3 separate regions of the Homo sapiens genome follow, and all the other regions are linked to region 2. Evidence: read pairs that join two places in POLR2A ChIA-PET (ENCODE). Cell type or tissue: PC-9. All regions are shown on one strand.

The links. ChIA-PET counts read pairs that join two places held together with the same protein. Peaks named below come from ENCODE experiments on the same cell type or tissue, not always from the same donor. Only the 100,000 strongest peaks of a DNase experiment are listed, where the experiment ranks them.
Region 1: POLR2A ChIA-PET joins it to region 2 with 11 read pairs; 11 of 35 experiments call an interaction of 5 or more read pairs at or near these places.
Region 3: POLR2A ChIA-PET joins it to region 2 with 31 read pairs; 3 of 35 experiments call an interaction of 5 or more read pairs at or near these places.

The regions. Positions count from the first base shown.
Region 1 is chr20:52,044,946-52,052,945 of GRCh38, forward strand. No RefSeq gene overlaps it. Among named protein-coding and RNA genes, the nearest start is that of ZFP64, 140 kb to the right of the region's middle. RefSeq lists enhancers at 2,909-3,428, 3,429-3,946, 3,947-4,465, 4,466-4,983. In PC-9, no CTCF peak of the experiment used is centred here; no DNase peak of the experiment used is centred here.
Region 2 is chr20:51,981,365-51,989,364 of GRCh38, forward strand. No RefSeq gene overlaps it. Among named protein-coding and RNA genes, the nearest start is that of LINC01429, 120 kb to the left of the region's middle. In PC-9, no CTCF peak of the experiment used is centred here; a DNase peak (open chromatin) is centred at 3,837; H3K4me3 peaks cover 453 bases; H3K27ac peaks cover 2,813 bases.
Region 3 is chr20:51,772,417-51,780,416 of GRCh38, forward strand. No RefSeq gene overlaps it. Among named protein-coding and RNA genes, the nearest start is that of ATP9A, 8.0 kb to the left of the region's middle. In PC-9, no CTCF peak of the experiment used is centred here; no DNase peak of the experiment used is centred here.

The DNA of each region.
Region 1 (8,000 bases), 64 kb after region 2:
GATCGCGCCATTGCACTCCAGCCTGGGCAACAAGAGCAAAACTTCATCCAAAAAAAATGCTGAAACTTTAAACCATCTGCTATTTTTTGTTTGTTTTTTTTAGACGGAGTCTTGCTCTGTCGCCCAGCCTGGAGTGCAGTGGCGCAACCTCGGCTCACTGCAACCTCCACCTCCTGGGTTCAAGCAATTCTTCTGCCTCAGCCTCCCGAGTATCTGGGATTACAGTCACATGCCAACACGTCTGGCTAATTTTTGTATTTTTAGAAGAGATGGGATTTTGCCATGTTGGCCAGGCTGGTCTTGAACTCCTGACCTCAAGTGATCTGCCCACCTCGGCCTCCCAAAGTGCTGGGATTATAGGCATGAACCACTATGCCCAGCCCCATCTGCTATATTTAAAAGAATTTTCTGCCTTTATCAGATGACAGATGAATGGATTTTAAAATGTGATATATACATATAATATTATTCAGCCATAAAAAAGAAGGAAATACTGCAATCTGCAGCGGCAGAGCTGAAAAGTTTTTATTTTAATTTATTTATTTGTTTGAGACAGTGTCTTGCTCTGTCACCCAGGCTGGAGTACAGTGGTGCAATCTTGGCTCACTGCAACCTCTACCTCCCAGGCTTGAGCAATCCTCCCACCTCAGCCTCCTGAGTAGCTGAGACTTACAGGCACGTGTCACCATGCCCAGCTAATTTTTTGTATTTTTAGTAGAGACAGGGTCTCACCATATTGCCCAGGCTGGTCTCAAACTCCCGGACTCAAGCAATCCTCCCACCTCGGCCTCCCAAAGTGCTAGGATTACAGGTGTGAGCCACCACACCCGGCCAGAGATGAAACTTGAGGACGTTATGTTAAGTGAAATAAGCTAATCACAGAAAGACAAATACTGCATGATTCTACTTATATGAGATATCCAAAATAGTCAAATTTGTAGAATCAAAGTGTGGAATAGTGGTTGCCGGGGGCTGAGAGAGGGGGAAATCGTGAGTTATTAATCAATGGGTATAAAGTTTCCAATTGAGCAAGATGAATAATTTCTAGAGATCTGTTGTACATTGTACCCAGAGTCAACAATACTGTATTGTACACTTAAAAATGTGCTAAGAAGAGCCTGCCATATTGGCTCAAGCCTGTAATTCCAGCACTTTGGGAGGCCGAGGTGGGCAGATCACCTGAGGTTGGGAGTTCAAGCCTGGCCAACATGGTGAAACCCTGTCTCTCCTAAAAAAATACAAAAATTAGCTGGGCGTGGTGGTGCATGCCTTTAACCCCAGCTACTCGAGAGGCTGAGGTAGGAGAATCACTTGAATGTGGGAGGCAGAGGTGGCAGTAGGCTGCGATCATGCCACTGCGCTCAGCCTGGGCCACAAAGCAAGGCTCCATCTCAAAAAAACAAAAAACAAAGAACAAAAAAAAAAAAAAAAAGAAAACTGGACTGCCCTTTGTTAGTTGCTATATTTGATGTAGCAAGTACTCCTAGAGAAAAGCACGAAGCCTCCACATGGCTTTACTCCTCACTGGAGGGTGACTAGGCTAGAAAATGAGATGAGTATTCAAAATATTGATCCCAAAGAGTTCCTATCCTTTGACGAATAAGTAAGAAAATGCATGTGAAAATGGAAAAAAAAAATTTAAAAAAATCGCAAACATCTTTAAAGTAATTTCCAAATCTTAATTATATATGTACATTTTTTAAAAGATTGTCTCATTTTATTTTTTGTATTGAGGTCAAATTCACTTAACAAAATCAACCATCTTAAAGTATACAATTAAGAGACACTTAGTCATTCATGATGTTGCACAGCCCCCAAGCTGGATTATCTTCACAAACATGTACATTGCACAGGGCTCTGGGCACGATGGGCTTTGCTATTTTATCGTATAGTCATTTAGTGTCCCTCAAGGACACTTGGCTCCTGAAGATTTTCCCAACCCTAGGCCTCTGGCTCATACTGGGTTTCCTGCCTCTTCTACATCTTGTCGTTGAATTTCAAAGCTTTATAACACACTAAACAAATTGCTATGGGTCTTAATTCACAGTCTCTTTGATATGTGGCTGGTTTATACAGCAAGTAAATGTCTGGGTCTCTGATTGGTTACAAAGCCAAAAATAATCCAGATAATGAGAAAATTTTAATTATAACCATACTTGGTTTTAAAGGCCCCCAGATTCTGTTTGTTTGCTTATTTATTTGAGACAGGGTTTCACTTTGTCGCCCAGGCTAGAATGCAGTGGTGCAATCATGGCTCACTGCAGCGTCGACCTCTCAGGCTCAAGTGATCCTCCCACCTCAGCCTCCCAATAGCTGGGATTCCAGGTGCACGCCACCATGCCCAGCTAATTTTTGGTGGAGACGAGGTTTTGCCATGTTGCCCAGGCTGGTCTTGAATTCCTGACCTCAAGTGATGCGCCCGCCTCAACCTCCCAAAGTGCTGGGTTTACAGGAATGAGCCACCTCGCCCTGAATATTTACATACAAACTCAAAATAATCTCCTCTGCCCTTTGTCAGGTTGTTTGATGGGGGATAGATTCAATGCTTACTGTTGAAAATTTCCAGAATAAATTTGGGCTCTATAACATTTAATACTTATAAGTGCACTGAATTATAGAAGACAGTTCAAAGCTTTTCCTATACTGATAATTTGAACTATCATTTCTTTTCAAATGCAAATAAGTTCTTTGGGGGTATTATTAGAAAAAAATTAAAACTCCATTATTTGCATCATAGTGTAGGAGGATTACTTTTTAAAATAATGACTGTTTTCACCCAAACCCCCGCCCTGCTTTAGCTTCCAGACAGGTAGTTAGAGATTCACAAAAAAAGAGAAATCCTGGCTATTCTTTGAAGCTACAAACAAGCCCTGCATTTCTGTATGTTCTTAGAAAAAGCTCTGGCCAGGCAGTTTTTTTGTGTGTGTGATCACACCAGTAGCATCACTGAGTTCAAAGTGGGGGGAAAACCCATTTTAACAATGCAAGAATTTCCCAAAGTCCAAACGCCCGGGCCACACCGCTCCCACAAATGGAAATAGTATCAGATCTGCATCATAATTGATCCTCCAGATTTCCACCCACAAAAGAAGGATGTGGTCAGTAAGAACAAATAACACAGGGGCCGCGGAGAGAAGCTTTTTTGCAAACTTTCCCCTCACTCCACCCACAAAAGTCAGGCAACCGACGTACATGTCAGCATAATCGCTCAAGATATGATCGCGTTTGAGGCTTATGAAATGTTATCAAACGCAGTGGACAAGCACATCGGCGATATTTCTTTTTTCCGCTGAGATGTGAACTGCTGATAAATATCCATGGTTGAGTTTTTTCCATACTTTGATTCTTCAAAAGCTAAGCCATTCAAGGTGTCAAGGCTTTTTGCCCCTGCCTTCCACAGACAACAAGGGGGAGAAAAAAGAAAAAAAGAAAAAAGAGGATGAAAATGAGGGGGAATAAGAGAAAAAAAAATGGACACAGATAAAAGAAATTAAGCGAGCCATAATGTCTGTGCTTTATTTTAACTGGGTTGTCCTGTCCCGCTGTGCAGCCCATAATCCAAGCTGGGAGAGAGGCCCCCGCTGGGTAGCTAATTAAAACAATTATAAATACAAAGAAGGTATCAATGGCATTCCAAGACTCAAACAAAGAGATAAAGCACTGAAGATTTAAATTGTCAATGGCCAGTCTCTTTAGGCAATTCTGAAGAGGAGTCAGTGTCCCCAAGTCCCCCGAACTCCTTTGTAAACTGACTTATGTTTGGTTACAGGGGACCCTCCTCCCTCCTTTTTGGGGGGCTTATCGACATGAAAATTCATCAGTGATGGAATTAAGGGAAGTTAATTTATAGGCTCACATACAGTTATTTGTCCTGGCGCGTCAGAATAGTGGACCTGAGTTTAAAATTAAAATCTAATCTGGAAAAAAGACCCCAGCCCTCCTTATTGAATCAGTATTTTTATTCGTATTTTTTGGCAAGAAATTAGATGCAGGTATCAGTATTTTTAAAGACAAGAAAACAAACAAAAAGATCTTTTAGCCCCAATTGAAAGTGACACAAACCGTTTTTTTTTTTTTTAAGTACTGTGGGCAACTTTAGGAATGTTAAAAATGTAGCAAGTGTGCTAGACTACTTTCTCAGTGTATTTTTATAAAATGATTTGCAGAATCAAACTTACCCAACAAAAATAGAAAGCTTTCCTAATTTCTTAGACCTAGGATTTCCCCTGCCTGCTTTCTGGCTTTTGTAGAGCACTTAAAGGAACACTCAAATCATACATGCTAAGAGATAGCAGCCCAGTGCAGTTTAAAGGGACTCTCAGCCTACAGTCTGAACGAATAGAATGGATCGCAGAAGTTTCCAGGTGGGTCCCTTGGAGAGGGTGGTCAGTTTGCTCTCAAGAGCTGGGTGTGATCAGCGACAGCCTGAGCTCCAGGGCCTGGCCAGTGTGCTACAGGAGAGAGAGCCAAAGGCCTCAGCTCTTAGAAGGCTCACTCGGCCTCAGCTCTTAGAAGGCTCACTCTGAAAAGGAGGTGGTGACAGCAACTCTGGTCCTTCTTTTCACCATGAAAGAAAGCGCAGTAACTGGTGTAACTGGTAAAAGCCAAAAGGGAGGGAGGCAATTAAGGTCGAGGAGACTGATAAGAACTCAGTAGGGGTCAGAGCCCTTCTCCTACTCCTTCACCCACCCTCCTCTGCTCCTTTCTCAGCTCCTCCCACTACCACTCCTTTTTCTTCTCCCCTCTTCCCCTCCTCCTTTTCCCTCCTTTTCTTCTTCTTCTAATTCCTCTTCCCTCTTTTTTTTTTTTTCTTTTTTTTGAGACGAAGTCTTATTCTCTTGCCCAGGCTGGAGTGCAGTGGTGTGATCTTGGCTCCTTCCAACCTCAGCCTCCCGGGTTCAAGCGATTCTCCTGACTCAGCCTCCCAAGTAGCTGGGATTACAGGCGAGTGCCACCATGCTGGGGTAATTTTTGTATTTTTAGTAGAGACAGGGTTTCACCATGTTGGCCAGGCCAGTCTCGAACTCCTGACCTCAAGTGATCCACCCACCTCAGCCTCCCATAGTACTGGGATTACAGGCGTGAGCCACCATGCCCGGCCTCCTCTTTTAATCTTCCTCCTCCTGGCTGGGCATGGTGGCTCACGCCTATAATCCCAGCACTTTGGGAGGCTGAGGCAGGCGGATCACGAGGTCAGGAGTTCGAGACCAGCCTGGCCAACATGGTGAAACCCCGTCTCTAGGAAAAATACAAAAAATTAGCTGGGCATGGTGGCGCATGCCTCTAATCCCAGCTACCTGGGAAGCTGAGGCAGGAGAATCGCTTGAACCCAGGAGGCAGAGGTTGCAGTGAGTGGAGATCATGCCACTGCACTCCAGCCTGGACGACAGTGTGAGACTCCGTCTCAAAAATAAATAAATCTTCCTCCTCCAATTCTTCTTCTTATCTTCCTTCTCCTTTATCTTCTTTTCCTTCTCTTCCTCCTTATACTTTTTTCCCTTCTTCCTCTTCTCCTTCTGCTTCTCCCCTTCCTCCTCCTTCCTCCTCCTCTTTCTCCTCTTCTTCCTTTTTTACTTTGCCTCTATTTGTAAGGAGATTGAGACTTTCTTCTTTAGGAATATCCATGGCTTTTCACTCTTTGCCTTTGTGCAAGTAATTGGAAGATGTGCTTCTTTCCTGGGTGGAAATATTATCAATAAAAAAGATGGAGGTCTGAGACTGAATGGAAACATTGGCCTGAAGCATTTGCCACAGGTGATGGTGATTACCAAAAAGAAAAATGGGATTTGACCAGAATGACTTTGTTTTCTGGGCTAAAAACTTTGCCTAATAAAGCACCTTAGCTGATGTATGTATTTATGAGTTATTATGTGTCTAGAGTATTAACATAAAGTACAGAGGCTCCTCTGGTTATGAATGTTCAATTCAGAACTGATTTGAACAAAAAGTCCACACGGAAGCAAAAGTGTGGCCGGGCGCGGTGGCTCAAGCCTGTAATCCCAGAACTTTGGGAGGCTGAGGTGGGCGGATCACCTGAGGTCGGGAGTTCCAGACCTGCCTGACCAACATGGTGAAACCTCGTCTCTACTAAAAAAATACAAAAATAGCCGGGCGTGGTGGCGCATGCCTGTAATCCCAGCTACTCGGGAGGCTGAGGCAGGAGAATCGCTTGAACCCAGGAGGTAGAGGTTGCGGTGAGCCAAGATCGCGCCATTGCACTCCAGCATGGGCAACAAGAACAAAACTCTGTCCCCCACCGCCCCCAAAAAAAGAAGCAAAAGAGTGATAATTCAGCCCATTGCCAACACAGGGCGATAGATACTGGGATCTGACATTTACTTCTCAAAGTTTCTGGGGTGAGACAAGGACTGAAACTCGCTTAAGAGGCAGAGCAAGACAGACGGGCAGATTTTTCAACCATGTTTGTGGGCCATAGCCCACATATCATATGCTGGAATGTGTAAAAATAAAAAAATCAATCTTAAATAAAACATTTTATCCTCCTACTTTGACAAGTATACATTCATAATGACAGAAGCAAAACATATCTGTCAAGCTATGGTTTACATATGATTAAAAGTCAGAAAACTATCAAAGATGAGGGAATTTAATTATTATTGCATATGTCTGGGTGTTGTATTGCTGGGCCTCTGATATTATTAGTATGAGTAACAAACATAATTAATAAATTATTATATATTTATTCCATAACATTTCTTTTTTTTGTGTTGATTTCAGCAAAATCACTAAATGTGTAGTGATCAAGTTTTTACATAATTTATGTTCTACTGACCTGGATGTGGCAATTTTTTTTTTTTTTTTTTTGGTAAAGAGCCAGGTAGTACTAGGCTTTGTGGTCCATACATGCTTCTTTGTTTTACAAATCTTTAAAAATATTAAAAAAATAGGCCAGGCACGGTGGCTCGTGCCTGTAATCATAGCATTTCAGAAGGCTAAGGCAGGAGAATCACTTGAGCCCACGAGTTTGAGACCAGCCTGGGCAACAGAGCAAGACCTCGTTTCTATAAAAAATAAAAAAATTAGCTGGGCGTGGTGGCACATGCCTGTGGTCCCAGCTATTTGGGAGGCTGGGGCAGGAGGAGGAGGATTGCTTGAGTCCAGGAGGTCGAGGCTGCAGTGAGCTGTGATCATGCCACTGCATTCCATCTAGGCAACATAGCAACACCCTGTCTCAAAAAAAATTTATAAAATATTTATTAAAATACTTGTAAAATATTGTATATTTAATATTTATAAAATACTTTATATTTATATATTTATAAAAAATTATTTAAAATATTTATATGTTACATATATAAATATGTGCAATTTGTATATGTAATATATAAATATTTTAAAGAAATTTTAAAATATTACATATATAAATATATGAATATACAAAAATACCTAATAAATATATATTTGTATACTGTATATATACCATTCTTAGTTCATGGGTTAAATTCAGCCCTTAGGCTGTCATTTGCTGGCCTTTGCTATTGACAATAATCATCTAAAAGGTGAAAAAAATGAAATGCAATTATATTTATTTACTTTTTGAGACGATGTCTCGCTCTGTCGCCCAGGCTGGAGTGCAGTGGCGCGATCTCGGTTCACTGCAAGCTCCACCTTCCAGGTTCACGCCATTCTCCTGCCTCAGCCTCCCGAGTAACTGGGACTACAGGCGCCTGCCACCATGCCCGGCTAATGTTTTGTGTTTTTAGTAGAGATGGGGTTTCACCGTGTTAGCCAGGATGGTCTCGATCTCCTGACCTCATGATCCGCCCGCCTCGGCCTCCCAAAGTCTGGGATTACAGGCGTGAGCCACCGCGCCCGGCCTGAAATGCAATTATAAAGTATAAAAAATTTTAAAAAGTAAACCAAAAAACTCATAAATGTTTACAAATATTTTTCTTCTAAAATATTCAAAATATTTAAGATGGGAAAGTAAAATACACGATAATTGATATTAAGCCTTCATATCAAAATTAAAGAAAATG
Region 2 (8,000 bases):
ATGTTATTGAGGCCAGGCCTGCTACCATGCTCATAATACCAGCATTTTGAGAGGCCAAGGCCAGAGGATAGCTTGAGTGCAGGAGATTGAGACCAGCCTGGGCAACATAGTGAGACCCTGTCTCTACAATGACAACAACATCAACAACAACAACAACAAGTTTTATTGAATCTTCACAGCTACCCCCTTAGGCAGGTATTATTAGTACTACTTTTCCTATTTTACAGATGAATAAATTGTAACTAAGAGAAGTGAACTGATTTCTCCAAGGCTACAGAACTAGGAGGTGGTAGAGCTGGGATATGAGGTTTTAGTTTTGTTTTGTTTGTGAGATGGGGTGTCACTCTGTTGCACAGGGTGGAGTACAGTCATGTGATCATGGCTCAAGTGATCCTCCTACCTCAGCCTCCCAAGCTGGGACTACAGGTGTGCACCATCACACATGGCTAATTGTTGTATTTTTTTTGTTTTTTTTTTGTAGAGACAAGGTCTGTTTGTGTTGCCCAGGCTGTTCTTGAACTCCAGGCTCAAGCAATCCACCAGTATTGGCCTCGCTAAGTATTAGGATTACAGGCATTAGCCACTATGCTCAGTCTGCCTTTTTTTTTTTTTTTTTTTTGAGACGGAGTCTCGCTCTGTCGCCCAGGCTGGAGTGCAGCGGCGTGATCTCGGCTCACTGCAACCTCTGCCTCCCAGGTTCTAGCGATTCTCCTGCCTCAACCTCCTGAGTGGCTGGGACTACTGGTGCGTGCTACCACGCCCAGCTAATTTTTGTATTTTTAGTAGAGACGGGGTTTCATTATGTTTGCCAGGATGGTCTCAATCTCTTGACCTCATGATCCGCCTGCCTTGGCCTCCCAAAGTGTTGGGATTACTGGCGTGTGCCACCGCACCTGGCCGAGACTGGGTCTTAAAAAAAAAAAAAGAAAGAAAGTAATGTTACTTTTATGAAAAAAAAAAAAATTTCCAAAACAAAAAATTTAGTGAAAAGAGTAACATTTTTTGCTTCTTTTTTCTTGCTAATCCCTCTAATGCCTTGCTTTATACAAGACGGCCAGATACACACAGCAGCTTCTACATTTACTTTGTTGTGATATCATATGTCATGCAGCCTCTGGAAAATCCCACTGTACTTGTGATTGACTACAAGTGAAAATGATAAATAAAGGCTTAGTATTATTATTATGAAAGAGTCTTAATCTTGTGAACTTCCTGAAAAAGATGTTCCTGAATAGTCTGCTGACCGCAATTCTAGCATTCTCTCCTAAAAGATATAGAGAAGATGGTAGAAGAAGATGGGAGGAGATGGATCTCCAATCCAGTGTCTCCCCGTATTCATCATTTGTGTACCACCTTCACAATTTCTGCCAAATCTAAGGAGTCAATGTTTTACTTAATACGCATATAGGTAAAACAATTTAACTCATGTCCTTTCCTTTATACAAATGTATTTTCACAGGAAACTTTATATATTACTATTATGAATGGAGAACTTGGTATTCATTATTAAACAGCAGGTAATGGCACAAATTAATTTCCAGAAAAGAAAAAAAATTCTAGGCCAGATATGGTGGCTCATGCCTGTAATCCCAGCCCTTTTCTGGGAGGCTGAGGTGGGAGGACCGTGTGAGCCCAGGAGTTCAAGACCAGCCTGGGCAACAGAGTGAGATCCCATCTCTACAACAATGACAAGTTAGCCAGCCATGGTGGCACACATCTGTAGTCCCAGTTGCTTGGGAGACGAGATGAGAGAATCCCTTGACCTCAGGAGTTGGAGGTTGCAGTGAGCTGAGACTCCGTCTCAAAATAATAATAAATAAATAAATAAAATAAAATTCTAGGGAAGCAGTCTAATCTGCTAAAGGCTGTGCAGCTGGGGCTTGCTGTCTGTTCAACAAGGGAAATTAGTTAAGTGTGGAGAGGTGATAAAGATCTATTAGCACCAAACAGAGACTTTCTCCTTAATGTAATCCGAAAGATTGAAGATGAACCCCTGTAGATTTATTGTGTTTTTTTTTTTTTGAGACGGAGTCTTGCTCTGTTGCCCAGGCTGGAGTGCAGTGGTGCGATCTTGGCTCACTACAAGCTCAGCCTCCCGGGTTCACGCCATTCTCCTGCCTCAGCCTCCTGAGTAGCTGGGACTACAGGCGCCCACCAGCGTGCCCGTCTAATTTTTTGTATTTTTAGTAGAGACGGGGTTTCACCATGTTAGCCAGGATGGTCTTGATCTCCTGACCTTGTGATCCACCTGCCTCGGCCTCCCAAAGTGCTGGGATTACAGGTGTGAGCCACTGCGCCCAGCCTATTTATTGTTATTTTATTTATTTTTATTTTTTTGAGACAAGGTCTTGCTCTCCTGCCTCAGCCTCCCAAGAAACTGGGATTACAGGTGCGCACCACCATGCCCGGCTAATTTTTGTATTTTAATAGAGATGAGGTTTCACCATTTGCTGAGACTGGTCTCAAACTCCTGGACTCAACCGATCCTCCTACCTCAGCCTCCCAAAGTGCTGGGATTACAGGCATGAGCAACCACACCAGGCCTTATAGCATTATTTAATGCCACATCCATGCACCATCTAAATTATCTAGCTTATGGACAATAATAATCTTCAGACCACACCTTGCAGCCATTCCTCACTTTGGGGAAACTGGCACTGCCAGAGTTTCTCAAAGCATTTTCCATAGTGATTTGATAGGCATTAAACTGATCTCCTAATCCAAGACTTTTTTCAATCCTTATGCACTGAATGAAGAACAGTTTCACTTTTTTAGGACCAAAGATTGTTTACCAATAACTTACCTAATATTAAAATATGGTTTTAATGCCCATTTGCTTTAGGGCAAATAGGAGGGTTATAAAACCTCACTGGATGGATCCAAGAGGAGAAAAAAAAAGATTGGCTTTAAGGGAAAAACAAGAATGCCTAATTAGCTTTTTGTTTTGTTTGGGTGACATCACATGTATCATTAGGCTTAGAAAGTTCATTTGCCACCTTATTTGTATGAGTTTTTGAGTTCCTTCCATATCTATTTTCCTGTATTGGGGCTTTTTTTTTTTTTTTTTTTTTTTTTTGAGACGGAGTCTCACTCTGTGGCCCAGGTTGGAGTGCAGTGGCATGATCTCGGCTCACTGCAACCTCTGCCTTCAGGTTCAAGCGATTCTCCTGCCTCAGCCTCCCAAGTAGCTGGGACTACAGGTGCGTGCCACTATGCCCAGCTAATTTTTGTATTTTTTAGTAGAGACAGGTTTCACCATATTGGACAGTCTGGTCTTGAACTCCTGAACTCGTGATCTGCCCGCCTCGGCCTCCCAAAGTGCTGGGATTACAGGTGTAGGCCACCGCGCCCGGCCGCGTTGGGGCTTTTAGAATTGAATTTACTGTCTGTGAGAGTTCTCTTCTATTTCAATTTTAGGGCTAAAGAATGTGGTTTTTTTTCCCTCCAGGCAAATGAGATTAAATAAATATTTAAATTTTGTGTGAAGTTTATTTAACATTTTCCACTCTTTGCTATTGCTTAAGTGCAAAGTTTTGTCTTTTTTTAAACATTATAATTGCTACTTAGAATTCTAAGCTGTAATTTTGCTGTTATGTAAATTACACAACTTCAGTAGTAAAACCAAGCAAATAGTATTTATTCCTTCCTCTGCCTTGGAAACTGATTCCTTCTGAAAATAATTGCAGAAACTAATGAAAGCAAGATCCAGTTCCTGCCTAGATTTGGCTGGTCTGATTTTAAGCCACTCCCCACAGGAAATAACAGATAAAATGATGCAATACTAGCTAGCATTCCTGGCTGTTTCTGACAATCCAGGAGCTATGTGACTAATATATCAAGTGAAAAAAATATTTCCTTGATTAAAGTCATAATAACATATTATGTGTAATAACACAGGGAGTATAGATGACTCAGATTCCAGGAATAATAGAAATTGGTGGCTCAGCAACTTAAAGCAGCTAGAAAGGATTGTTATGCCACATGGGGGTTGGAGAAGGGCTTGCCAATTGCACACTGAAGTTAAACAAAAGCCTAACTTAATTTTTATTCCTGGTTAAAAAAAAGTCTATTATGTACATCCAGCCAAAAAACCAGTGCCTTAAACAAGATAAATGCGTATTTTCTCTCAATTAAACACTACATAGGTAGTCTAAGGCTTCAATGACTCTCCTTGGTCCCAAGCTGCTTCTTTTTTAATTTTTTTGAGATGGAGTCTCGCTCTGTCGCCCAGGCTGGAGGGCAGTGGCGCGATCTCGGCTCCCTGCAAGCTCCGCCTCCCGGGTTCACGCCATTCTCCTGCCTCAGCTTCTGGAGTAGCTGGGACGACAGGCGCCCACCATAACGCCCGGCTAATTTTTTGTACTTTTTAGTAGAGACGGGGTTTCGCCATGTTAGGCAGGATGTCTCAATCTCCTGACCTCGTGATCCGCCCGCCTCAGCCTCCCAAAGTGCTGGGATTATAGGCGTGAGCCACTGCGCCCAGCTCCAAGCTGCTTCTTTCTTGGTTCTCTGCTTTGCAGAGTCAAATGACCTCATTGCCGAAGATGGCGGCATCCAAGTTCCAGGCAGCAAGATGGAGAAAAGAACAAAGAGAAAGCAAAGATACCCACCCGAGGCTTGACACTTCCATTTATATCCCATTGGCCAGAACAAAGTCACGTGACCGTACCTAAGCTACAAGGGAGGCTTGGAAAGGTAGCGTTTCTTTCTGAAAAAATTCAGCCCTGCTGAGAATTCAATTCCATGGAAGAAAGAGACAGGATCTTGACAACTAGAACTTTCATTAAAAAAAAAACAGGCCGGGCGCGGTGGCTCACGCCTGTAATCCCAGCACTTTGGGAGGCCGAGGCGGGCGGATCACGAGGTCAGAAGATCGAGACCATCCTGGCTAACACGGTGAAACCCCGTCTCTACTAAAAATACAAAAAAATTAGCCGGGTGTAGTGGCGGGCACCTGTAGTCCCAGCTACTCCAGAGGCTAAGGCAGGAGAATGGCGTGAACCCGCGAGGCAGAGCTTGCAGTGAGCCAAGATCGCGCCACTGCACTCCAGCCTGGGCGACAGAGCAAGACTCTGTCTCAAAAAAAAAAAATAATAATAAAAAAAACAGGCCAGGCGTGGTGGCCCACTCCTGTAATCCCAGCACTTTGGGCGGCCGAGGCGGGTGTATCACCTGAGGTCAGGAGTTCGAGACCAGCCTGGCCAACATAGTGAAACCCTGTCTCTACTAAAAATAAAAAAAAAATTAGCTGGGCGTGGTGGCGCGCAACTGTAGTCCTAGCTACTCCGGAAGCTGAGGTAGGAGAATCTCTTGAACCCGGGAGGTGGAGGTTGCAGTGAGCTGAGATCACACCACTGCACTCCAGCCTGGGTGACAGAGTGAGACTCTGTCTCAAAAAAACAAACAAACAAAAAACCAAAAACAAAAAACCTTTTTCTTTTTCTTATTATTTTTTTGAGTCAGAGTCTTCCTTTGTCTCCCAGGCTGGAATGCAGTGGCACTATCTTGGCTCACTGCAACCTCTGCCTCCCAAGCTCAAGAAGTCCTCCCACCTCAGCCTCCTGAGTAGCTGGAACCATAGGCATGTGCCACATCACCTGGATAATTTTTTTGTGTTGTTTGTAGAGACAGAGTTTTGCCATGTTGCCCAGGCTGGTCTAGAACTTCTGAGGTCAAGCAATCCTCCAGCCTCGTCCTCTCAAAGTGCTGGGATTATAGGTGTGAGCCGCCAGGCCCAGCTGATAACTAGAACTGTCTACCAAAACATAATTGCCTTTCTGGGCTTAGCCCAGAGTTTCATGTAGATAAAATATTCATTAATTCATTTAGTCATTCAATTGCTTAATTCAATAAATATTTATTTATTTTTGAGACAGAGTCTCGCTCTGTCGCCCAGGCTGGAGTGCAGTAGCATGATCTTGGCTCACTGCAACCTCCGCCTCCCGGGTTCAAGCAATTCTCCTGCCTCAGCCTCCTGAGAAGCTGGGACTACAGGTGCACCACTGCACCTGGCTAATTTTTGTATTTGTAGTAGAGATGGTGTTGTGCCATGTTAGCCAGGCGGGTCTTAACCTCCTGACCTCAGGTGATCCACCCACCTCAGCCTCCCAAAGTGCTGCGATTACAGGTGTGAGCCACTGCGCCCGGCCAATAAATATTTATTGAGTACCTAGTATGTGCCAGGCACTGTTCTATGGGCTGAGATATACTGGTAAATAAAACAAAGTCCCCTGTCCTCTTGGGGCTTACATCCTAGCAGGAAGGGAAAAACAATAAATAATAAATATAAGTAGTTACATTACTGCTGTGGACTAAATGTTTGTGCCCCTCCAAAATCATATGCTGAAATTCTAACCCCCAGTGTGATGGAATTAGGAGGTGGGCCCTTTGAGAGGTGATTACATCATGAGGGTGGAGGCCTCATGAATGGAATGAGGGCCCTTATTAGAAGAGACACAAGAGCTTGCTCTTGCTTTCTGCTCTCTGCTATGTGAAGATACTAGAAGGTGGCCAGCTATGAACCAGGAAGTGGGTCCTCAGTAGACACTGGATTTGGCAGTGCCTTCATCTTGGACTTCTCAGCCTTCAGAGCTGTGACAGATAAATTCTTGTTTTTTAAGCCACCCAGAGGCCATGCCAGAGGCTCATGCTTGTAATTCTAGCACTTTGGGAGGCTGAGGCAGGAGGATTGCTTCACCCCAGGAGGTTGAGGCTGCAATGAGCCAGGATCATGTTACTGTACTCCAGCCTGGTAACAGAGTGAGATCCTGTCTATTAAATAAATAAAGCCACCCAATCTATGGTAATTTGTTATAGCAGGCTGAATAAGCTAAAACAATTACATAGTGTATTAGAAAGAATAAGTTAATAGATACAATAAATTATGTTTTTTTTTTTTTTTTTTTTTTTTTTTTTTTGAGACAGAGTCTTACTCTGTCACCCAGGCTGGAGTACAGTGGCACGATCTTGGCTCACTGCAACCTCCGCCTTAGCAATTCTCCTGCCTTAGCCTCTGAAGTAGCTGGGACTACAGGTGCGCGCCACCACACCGAGCTAATTTTTGTATTTTTAGTAGAGATGGGGTTTTGCCATGTTGGCCAGGCTGGTTTCAAACTCCTGACTTTAGGTGATCCACCTGCCTCGGCCTCCCAAAATACTGGGATTACAGGCATGAGCCACTGCGTCTGGCTGATACAATAAATTATCACAGTAAAAAAGAAAAATGAGGAAAGGGATGTGGAAGTGAAGGGAGGTGGTGGTAACTTTACATATGTGGTCAGGGGTTGTCCTCATTGAGAAGGTGACAATTGTGCAGACTCAAACAAAGTGAGGGAGTGAGGTCTGCAGAACTCCAGGGGATGAGGCTTCCGGGCAGAGGGAACAGCCAGAGCGACGGGCAAAGGTGGGAGCAGGACTGATGTGGGGAAAGAGGCAGGGAGACCAGAGCTGGCTGGAGCAGAATGAATATTGACGGGAGTAGAGGAAGCTGGGAATATTGAGGGGAGTAGGGGAAGTCAGAGGAAGCTGGTTCCTCTAGGGTGGGCTCTTATGGCTAGTAAGGACTTTGGCTCTTACTTTGTGTGAAAATGGGAGCTATTGCAGTGTTTGGAGTTGTAGAATTCTAAATGCATAGTGTTTATAAATAAATAGTCATTTCTCTATTGGAGAGAGGGCTAAACATTTAATAACTGCTGGGGTGCATCACTTTAAAAGTTTGAAGACCGCTAGCTGGACCTATTTTCTGCATCTATGTAACAACAGCTGAGAAATAATGCCATTCTACTTCACTAACTTTTCTTTCTTTTTTTTTTTTTTTGAGACAGAGTCTCACTTTGTCATCCAGGGTAGAGTGCGGTGGCATGATCTCAGCTCACTGCAACCTCCGCTTCCTAGATTGAGGCAATTCTCCTGCCTCAGACTCTCGAGTAGCTGGGATTACAGGTGCCCACCACCACACACGGCTAATTTTTGTATTTTTAGTAGAGACGGGGTTTCACCAT
Region 3 (8,000 bases), 210 kb before region 2:
AGGCTTAAATCTCATCTTGAGAGAGAATCAGATGCCTGCTTGGGACAAGCGAGACACCCAAGGGATCACCAGAGCGGTGCCAGGGTCTAGGAGAGGGGCAAGGCTGGGGGAAGTGATGAGATGTGAGAGGTTAATCTGAGGCCCCCTTCTGGGTATACAGCAACCCCTCTTCCTGACACAGCACTACCTTCTGCCCAGGAATAGTCACCTCATGGTTCTGCTTCCTCAGGAAAAGCCCCTTGACAATCCTCTCCATCCAATAGGTCCTGGGTACAGTGCACCCCTGACTCCTAGGTATGTGGAGTGGAAAGGTCCTGGAGGGATAAGCCAATCTAGTCCAACTTCTACTTTCCAGAAATCAGAGAGACTGTGGCCCAAAGAGGTCATGTCACATGCCTCTATGTCACATGCCATCCATGCCCGATGGATGACAGGCTGGAGCCGGAATATACCTTGAAACTCTCATCTTGGCCCACCATGAAGCCTTATGTTCATAGACCTCCAAGCCCACTCCTGCTTTATTATTTATTTGTTTGTTTGTTTGTTTGTTTGGAGATGGAGTCTCACTCTGTTGCCCAGGCTGAAGTGCAGTGGCATGATCTCAGCTCACTACAACCTCCAACTCCCAGGTTCAAGCAATTCTCCCACCTCAGCCTCCCAAGTAGCTGGGATTACAGGCGCGCGCCACTATACCCGGCTAATTTTTGTATTTTTAGTTGAGACGGGTTTTCGCCATGTTGGCCAGGCTGATCTCGAGCTCCTGGCTTCAGGTAATCCACCCGCCTCAGCCTCCCAGAGTGCTGGGATTATGGGTGTGAGCCACTGCGCCCTGCCCCACTGCTACTTTGGACCTGCTGTAAAGAAGGAGTGTTTGGTGGTAAGTGGGCAAGAAGTCAAGGGTACGGGCAGTGATGAGAGATGGAGGAGGCAGGGAAAATGGGAATAAATAATAAATATGCTTTGGGTAAACTCAGGCTGGGAGTGAGAAAATAAAATCCTTTTAGTGCCTACAATTCTCTCTCCATGAATTCTCTCTGAATAAACATTCTAGGTATCCCCCAAAGCAGTTTCCCTACCTTGGCACTATTGACATTTGGGCTGAATATTTATCATGGGGGGCTGTGCTATGCATTACAGGAAATTTAGCAGCATTCTTGGTCTCTACCCACTAAATGCCAGTAGCTGCCTCACACCAGCTGTGACAACCACAAATGTTTTCACACATCATGAAATGTCTCCTGGGGAGACAAAATTGTCCCTAGTTAAGAGCCACTGGGCTAGAATGTGATGTTAAATCATTTTAAAATCTCTAATAAGACTGTGTGTGTCATTTTTTTTTTTTTTTTTTTTTGAGACAGAGTCTCCTTCTGTCACCTGGGCTGGAGTGCAGTGGCACCATCTCCCGGGTTCAAGCGATTCTCCTGTCTCAGCCCCCCGAGTAGCTGGGATAACAGGTGTGTGCCTCCAAGCCCGGCAAATTTTTGTATTTTTAGTAGAGAGGGGGTTTCACCATGTTGGCCAGGCTGCTCTTGAACTTCTGGCCTCAAGTGATCCTCCCGCCTTGGCCTCCCAAAGTGCTGAGATTACAAGCCTGGCGTGAGCCACTGTGCCCAACCAACTGTGTCTCTCTCTAACACTTACCAATCCAGTCCTTTCCCAACCCTTTGTTTTTTGTTTTTTTTGGAAAGAAAAAGAACGTCTTAGGTTGAGAACTTTCCATGAACAACAATATCTAGCTAAAATTTAATAATATTCTGGGCTGTGTGTGTATTTTTTAGATAGAGTTGGCCAGGCACAGTGGCTCACGCCTATAATCCCAGCACTTTGGGAGGCCGAGGCAGGTGGATCACGAGGTCAGGAGATCGAGACCATCCTGGCTAACACAGTGAAACCCCGTCTCTACTAAAAATACAAAAAATCAGCTGGGCGTGGTGGTGGGTGCCTGTAGTCCCAGCTACTCGGGAGGCTGCGACGGGAGAATGGCATGAACCTGGGAGGCGGAGCTTGCAGTGAGCCGAGATCACGCCACTGCACTACAGCCTGGGCAACAGAGCGAGACTCCATCTGAGATAGTCTTGCTCTGTCCCGCCCAGGCTAGAGTGCAGTAGCGCGATCATGGCTCACTGCAACCTTGGCCGCCCATGCTCAAACTATCCTCCCACCTCAGTCCCCCAAGAAGCTGGAACTACAGGCATTCATCACCATGCCCAGCTAATTTCTGAAATTTTTTTGTAGAGACGGTTTTGCCATGTTGCCCAGGCTGGTCTCAAACTCCTGAGCTCTAATGAGCCTCCTGTGTTAGCCTCCCAAAGTGCTAGGATTAGAGGCGTGAGCAATTACATCCAAAAATATTCTGTTTTCACCTCCAAAAAGGGCACTAAGAAGGTTGGGGGAAAAAAATCAACAGATGTCCAATCATTCCGTCAAGCAGTCTTCACTAAACACCTACAATGGTCTATGCATAGAGGGTACAGTCAGACACAGCCCCTGTTTCAAGGAGATGACATCCTAGTAAAGGTTGTTAAAAACTTAGAAAGCATCGGCCAGGCGCAGTGGCTCACACCTGTAATCCTGGCACTTTGGGAGGCCAAGGCGGGGGGGGGTGGGGCAGATCACCTGAGGTCGGGAGTTCAAGACCAGCCTGACCAACATGAAGAAACCCCATCTCTACTAAAAATACAAAATTAGCCGAGTGTGGAGGCGCATGCCTATAATCCCAGCTACTGGGGAGGCTGAGGCAGGAGAACTGCTTGAACCCAGGAGGCGGAGGTTGCGGTGAGCCAAGATTGCACCACTGCACTCCAGCCTGGGCAACAAGAGCAAAACTCTGTCTCAAAAAAAAAAAAAAAAAATTGAAAGCATCAAAAAGATGACTTGATAGCTTGCCTTAGCATACCCTTCCAGGTTCCCTGTGTCTTTCATCGTCCTTGAGCTATTTTACAACTCTATAAATTGTAGAAAACTGATAATTATGCAAATGATTCTTGTCCATAGAAATGCAAATTATTTTGTCCAGTGGAATGCAGTTATTGCCTGTGGATATTGATCATGTTTTGCATCTGTTTGTAAGTTCTTTTCAACATTCCTAATTGCCAGCAATTTAGGAGCTCATTTTAAATTCTCCTCTGAATCAACTGTAAATTTATTAATAATTCTTTGACATGTGTTCATTTTATACAGGCATACCTGAGAGATATTGTGGGTTTGGCTCCAGATGAAAAAAGAAAACAACTTTTATCTCAGGAATGTGAGTGTTTTTAAATTATCAGGCCCAGAGAGACATTAAAATGAAGCAGCAATCACGTTCTACTCCCTCCTTTGAGCTATGTATTCATCTCCTGAAACTGCCCGTTATTGCCACAAGTAGCTAGAAATTAACCTAATAATGCTGCACCAGACACTATAACCCACACCCCATAGGTTAGCAATGTATAGTCAATTACTAATCAATGTTATTTCTGTAAACCAATGAGAATTTCTGATGAACAAGTTTGTATCAGCCCACTCCCTGTCCGCTTTTTTACCCTTTAAATACCTGCTTATGGCCTGGTCCAGTGGCTTGCGCATGTAATCCCAGCACTTTAGGAGGCCGAGGAAGTAGGACTCCTTCACCCGTCTGTACAAAAAAATAAAAGAATTAGCTGGGTCACGGTGGCACACGCCTGTAATGCCAGCTACTTAGGAAGCTGAGGTGGGAGGATTGCTTGAGCCAAGGAGGCTGAGGCTGTAGTGAGCCATGATTGTGCCACTGCACTCCAGGCTGGGTGACAGAGCGAAACCTTGTCAAATAAATACATAAATGGGCCAGACTCAGTGGCTCATGCCTGTAATCCCAGCGCTTTGGGAGGCCAAGATGACAGGATCACTTGAGCCTGGGAGTTCAAGACCTGCTTGGGCAATATAGTGAGACCTTGTCTCTACAAAAAATACAAAAATTAGCTGGGCATGGTGGTACACGCCTGTAGTCTCAGCTACTCAGGAGGCTGAGTTGGGCAGATTGCATGAGCCTAGGAGGTTGAGGTTGCAGCGAGCCATGTTCACATCACTGCACGCCAGCCTGGGTGACAGGGTCTTGCTCTGTCACCCAGTCTAGAGGGCAGTGATTAATCAATCAACCAACCTACCTGTTGGTAACAAAAGCCATACAGAGGTCATATCCAAGGTTACTTGGGGCTGAGTCTTCCAAGCAGCTGTCCTCACTTTGGCTCAAGTAAACTCTAAATTGTATTTTGTGCCTCAGCCTCTTCCTTTTAGATCAACACAGACCACAACAATAAAGCAAATATTGCAATAAAGCAAGTCATATGACTTTGGTTTCCCAGTGTATATAAAAGCTACGTTTACACTATATCCTGTTAAGTGTGTAATAGCATTACATCTAAAAAACAATGTACAGGCCGGCCACGGTGGCTCACGCCTATAATCCCAGCACTTTGGGAGGCTGAGGCAGGCGAATCATGAGGTCAGGACTTCGAGACCAGCCTGGCCATCATGGTGAAACCCCATCTCTACTAAAAATACAAAAAATTAGCTGGGCATAGTGGCAGGCACCTGTAATCCCAGCTATTCGGGAGGCTGAGGCAGGAGAATTGCTTGAACCTGGGAGGCAGAGGTTGCAGTGAGCCAAGATCGCACCAGTGTACTCCAGCCTGGGAGACAGAGTGAGACTCCATCTCGGGAAAAACAAAAAACAAACCAAAAAAAAAAACAACGTACATACCTTAATTATAAATTCCTTTATTGTTAAAGATGTTAATGATCCTCTGAGCCTTCTGGAGTCGTAATTTTTTTGCCGGTGAAGGATCTTACCTTGATGTTGATGGCTGTTCACTGATCAGGGTGGTGGTTGCTGAAGGTTGGGATGGCTATGCCAATTTCTTTAAAATAAGACAACAATGATGTTGGCTATATTGATTCTTTATCTGAGATTTCTTTGTAACTTGTGATACTGTCTGAAAATATTTTACCCACAACAGGCCGGGCGCGGTGGCTCATGCCTGTAATCCCAGCACTTTGGGAGGCCGAGGCGGGTGGATCACAAGGTCAGGAGATCGAGACCATCCTGGCTAACACGGTGAAATCCCATCTCTACTAAAAATACAAAAAAAATTACTTGGGCGTGGTGGCAGACGCCTGTAGTCCCAGCTACTTGGGAAGCTGAGGCAGAAGAACCACTTGAACATGGGAGGCAGAGGTTGCAGTGAGCTGAGATTGCGCCACTGCACTCCAGCCTGGGTGACAGAGCGAGACTCTGTCTCAATCTCAAAAAATACTTTCTTTGCTCATCTGTAAGAAGCAGTTCTTTATTCATTCAAGTTTTCTCCTAAGATTGCCACCATTCAGTCACATCTTCAAGCTTCACTGCTATTTCCAGCTCTCTTGCTATCTCCATCATATCTGCAGTTACTTCCTCCACTGAATTTTGTTGTTTGTAAAGACAGGATTTCACTGTGTTGACTGGGTTGGTCTTGAACTCCTGGCTCTCAAGCCATCCTCCTCGGCCTCCCAAAGTGCTGGGATTACAGGCATAAGCCACGGTGCCTGGCTCTTTCACTGAAGTCTTGAACCCATCAAAGTCATCCATGAGGGTTGGAAGCCACTTCTTCCAAACTCCTGTTTATGTTGATATTTTGACCTTCTCCCATGAATTACGAATGTTTTTAACAACATCTAGAATGGTGAATCCTTTCCAGGTTTTCACTTTACTTTGCCCAGACCCATCAGAGAAATAACAAACTATGGCAGCTTACAAAATGTAGTATTTCTGAAATAATAAGACCTGGAAGTTGAAACTCTTAGAGGCATTTGAACCAGAGCCACTCCATCTCGAACAGGAGCTGGGGAAAATAAAGCTGAGACCTACTGGGCTGCATTCCCAGGAGGTTAAGGCATTCTTAGTCACAGGATGAGATAGGAGGTCAGCACAAGATACAGGTCATAAAGACCTTGCTGATAAAACAAGTTGCAGTAAAGAAGCCAGCTAAAACCCACCAAAACCAAGATGGCGACAAGAGTGACCTCTGGTTGTCCTCACTGCTACACTCCCACCAGCGCCATGACAGTTTACAAATGCCATGGCAACATCAGGAAGTTACCCTGTATGGTCTAAAAAGGGAAGGCATGAACAATCCACCCCTTGTTTAGCATATCATCAAGAAATAACCATAAAAATGGGCAACCAGCAACTCTCAGGGCTGCTCTGTCTATGGACTAACCATTCTTTCATTCCTCTGCTTTCCTAATAAACTTGCTTTCACTTTATGGACTCATCCTGAATTCTTTCTTACGTGAGATCCAAGAATCCTCTCTTAGGGTCTGGATCCAGACTCCTTACCAGTAACAAAACCACTCCTTGATCCAGACTACAAAATGAATGTTGTGTTAACAGGCATGAAAAACAGTATTAATCTCAGTATTAATCTCCTTGTACATTTCCATCAGAGCTCTTGACAGATGCATTAGATGCATTGTTTTTTTGTTTTTTGAGACGGGAGTCTTCCTCTGTCGCCCAGGCTGGAGTGCAGTGGCGTGATCTCGGCTCACTGCAACCTCCGCCTCCCAGGTTCAAGCAATTCTCCTGCCTCAGCCTCTTGAGTAGCTAGGATTACAGGCGCCCATGACCACGCCCAGCTAATTTTTGTGTTTTTAGTAGAGACAGGGTTTCACCATGTTGGTCAGGCTGGTCTCGAACCCCTGACCTTGTGATCCACCCGCCTCGGCCTCCCAAAGTGCTGGGATTACAGATGTGAGCCACTGCGCCCGGCCTAGATGCATTGTTAATGAGCAGCCATAATTTTTGAAAGAAATCTTTTTTTTTTTTTTTCTGTGCAGTAGGTCTCAACAGTGGGCTTAAAATATTCAGTAAATCATGTGATAAACAGATATGCTAAACTGGGCGCGGTGGCTCACACTTGTAATCCCAAAACTTTGGAAGGCCGAGGCGGGTGGATCACTTGAGGTCAGGAGTTTGAGACCAGCCTGACCAATATGGTGAAACCCCATCTCTACCAAAAATACAAAAGGCAGCAGGTGCCTGTAATCCCAGCTACTCAGGAGGCTGAGGTAAGAGAATCACTTGAACCCAGGAGACAGAGGTTGCAGTGAACTGAGATTGTGCCACTGCACTCCAGCCTGAGTGACACAGAGACTCCATCTCAAAACAAAAATGAGATATGCCATCATCCAGGCTTTGTCATTCCATTTCCAGAGCACATGCAGAGTAGAAATAGCATCATTCTTAAAGGCCCTAAGATTTTCAGAATGGTAAATGAGCATTGCTTTAGCTTAATGTCACCACCTGCATTAGCCCCTAACAGGAGTCACCTTGTCCTTTGAAGCAAGGTGTTTTTTTCCTTTCTAGCTATGAAAGTCCTAGATGGCATCTTCTTCCAATAGAAGACTGTCTTGTCTACTTTGAAAATATGTTGTTTAGTGTAGCTACTGTAGTTATTGTAGCTAGATCTTCTGGATAACTTGCTGTAGCTTCTACATCAGCATTTACTGCCTTACCTTGCTTTTTTTTTTTTGTTTTCTTTGAGACAGAGTTTCACTCTTTTTGCCCAGGCTGGAGTGCGATGGCACAATCTTGGTTCACCACAACCTCCACCTCCCATGTTCAAGTGATTCTCCTGCCTCAGCCTCCCGAGTAGCTGGGATTACAGGCATGCACCTCCAAGCCCAGCTACTTTTGTATTTTTAGTAGAAATGGATTTTTCTCCATGATTGTCAGGCTGGTCTCGAATTCCCAACCTCAGGTGTTCTGCCCCCCTCAGCCTCCCAAAGTGTGAGGATTACAGGTGTGAGCCACCACGCCCAGCTGCATTTTTATATTAGGAAGATGTCTTCTTGGGCCTGGTGCAGTGGCTCATGCCTGTAATCTCAGCACTTTGGGAGGCTGAGGCGGGTGGATCATCTGAGGTTGGAAGTTCGAGACCATCCTGACCAACATGGTGAAACTCCGTCTCTACTAAAAATACAAAAATTAACTGGGTGTGGTGGTG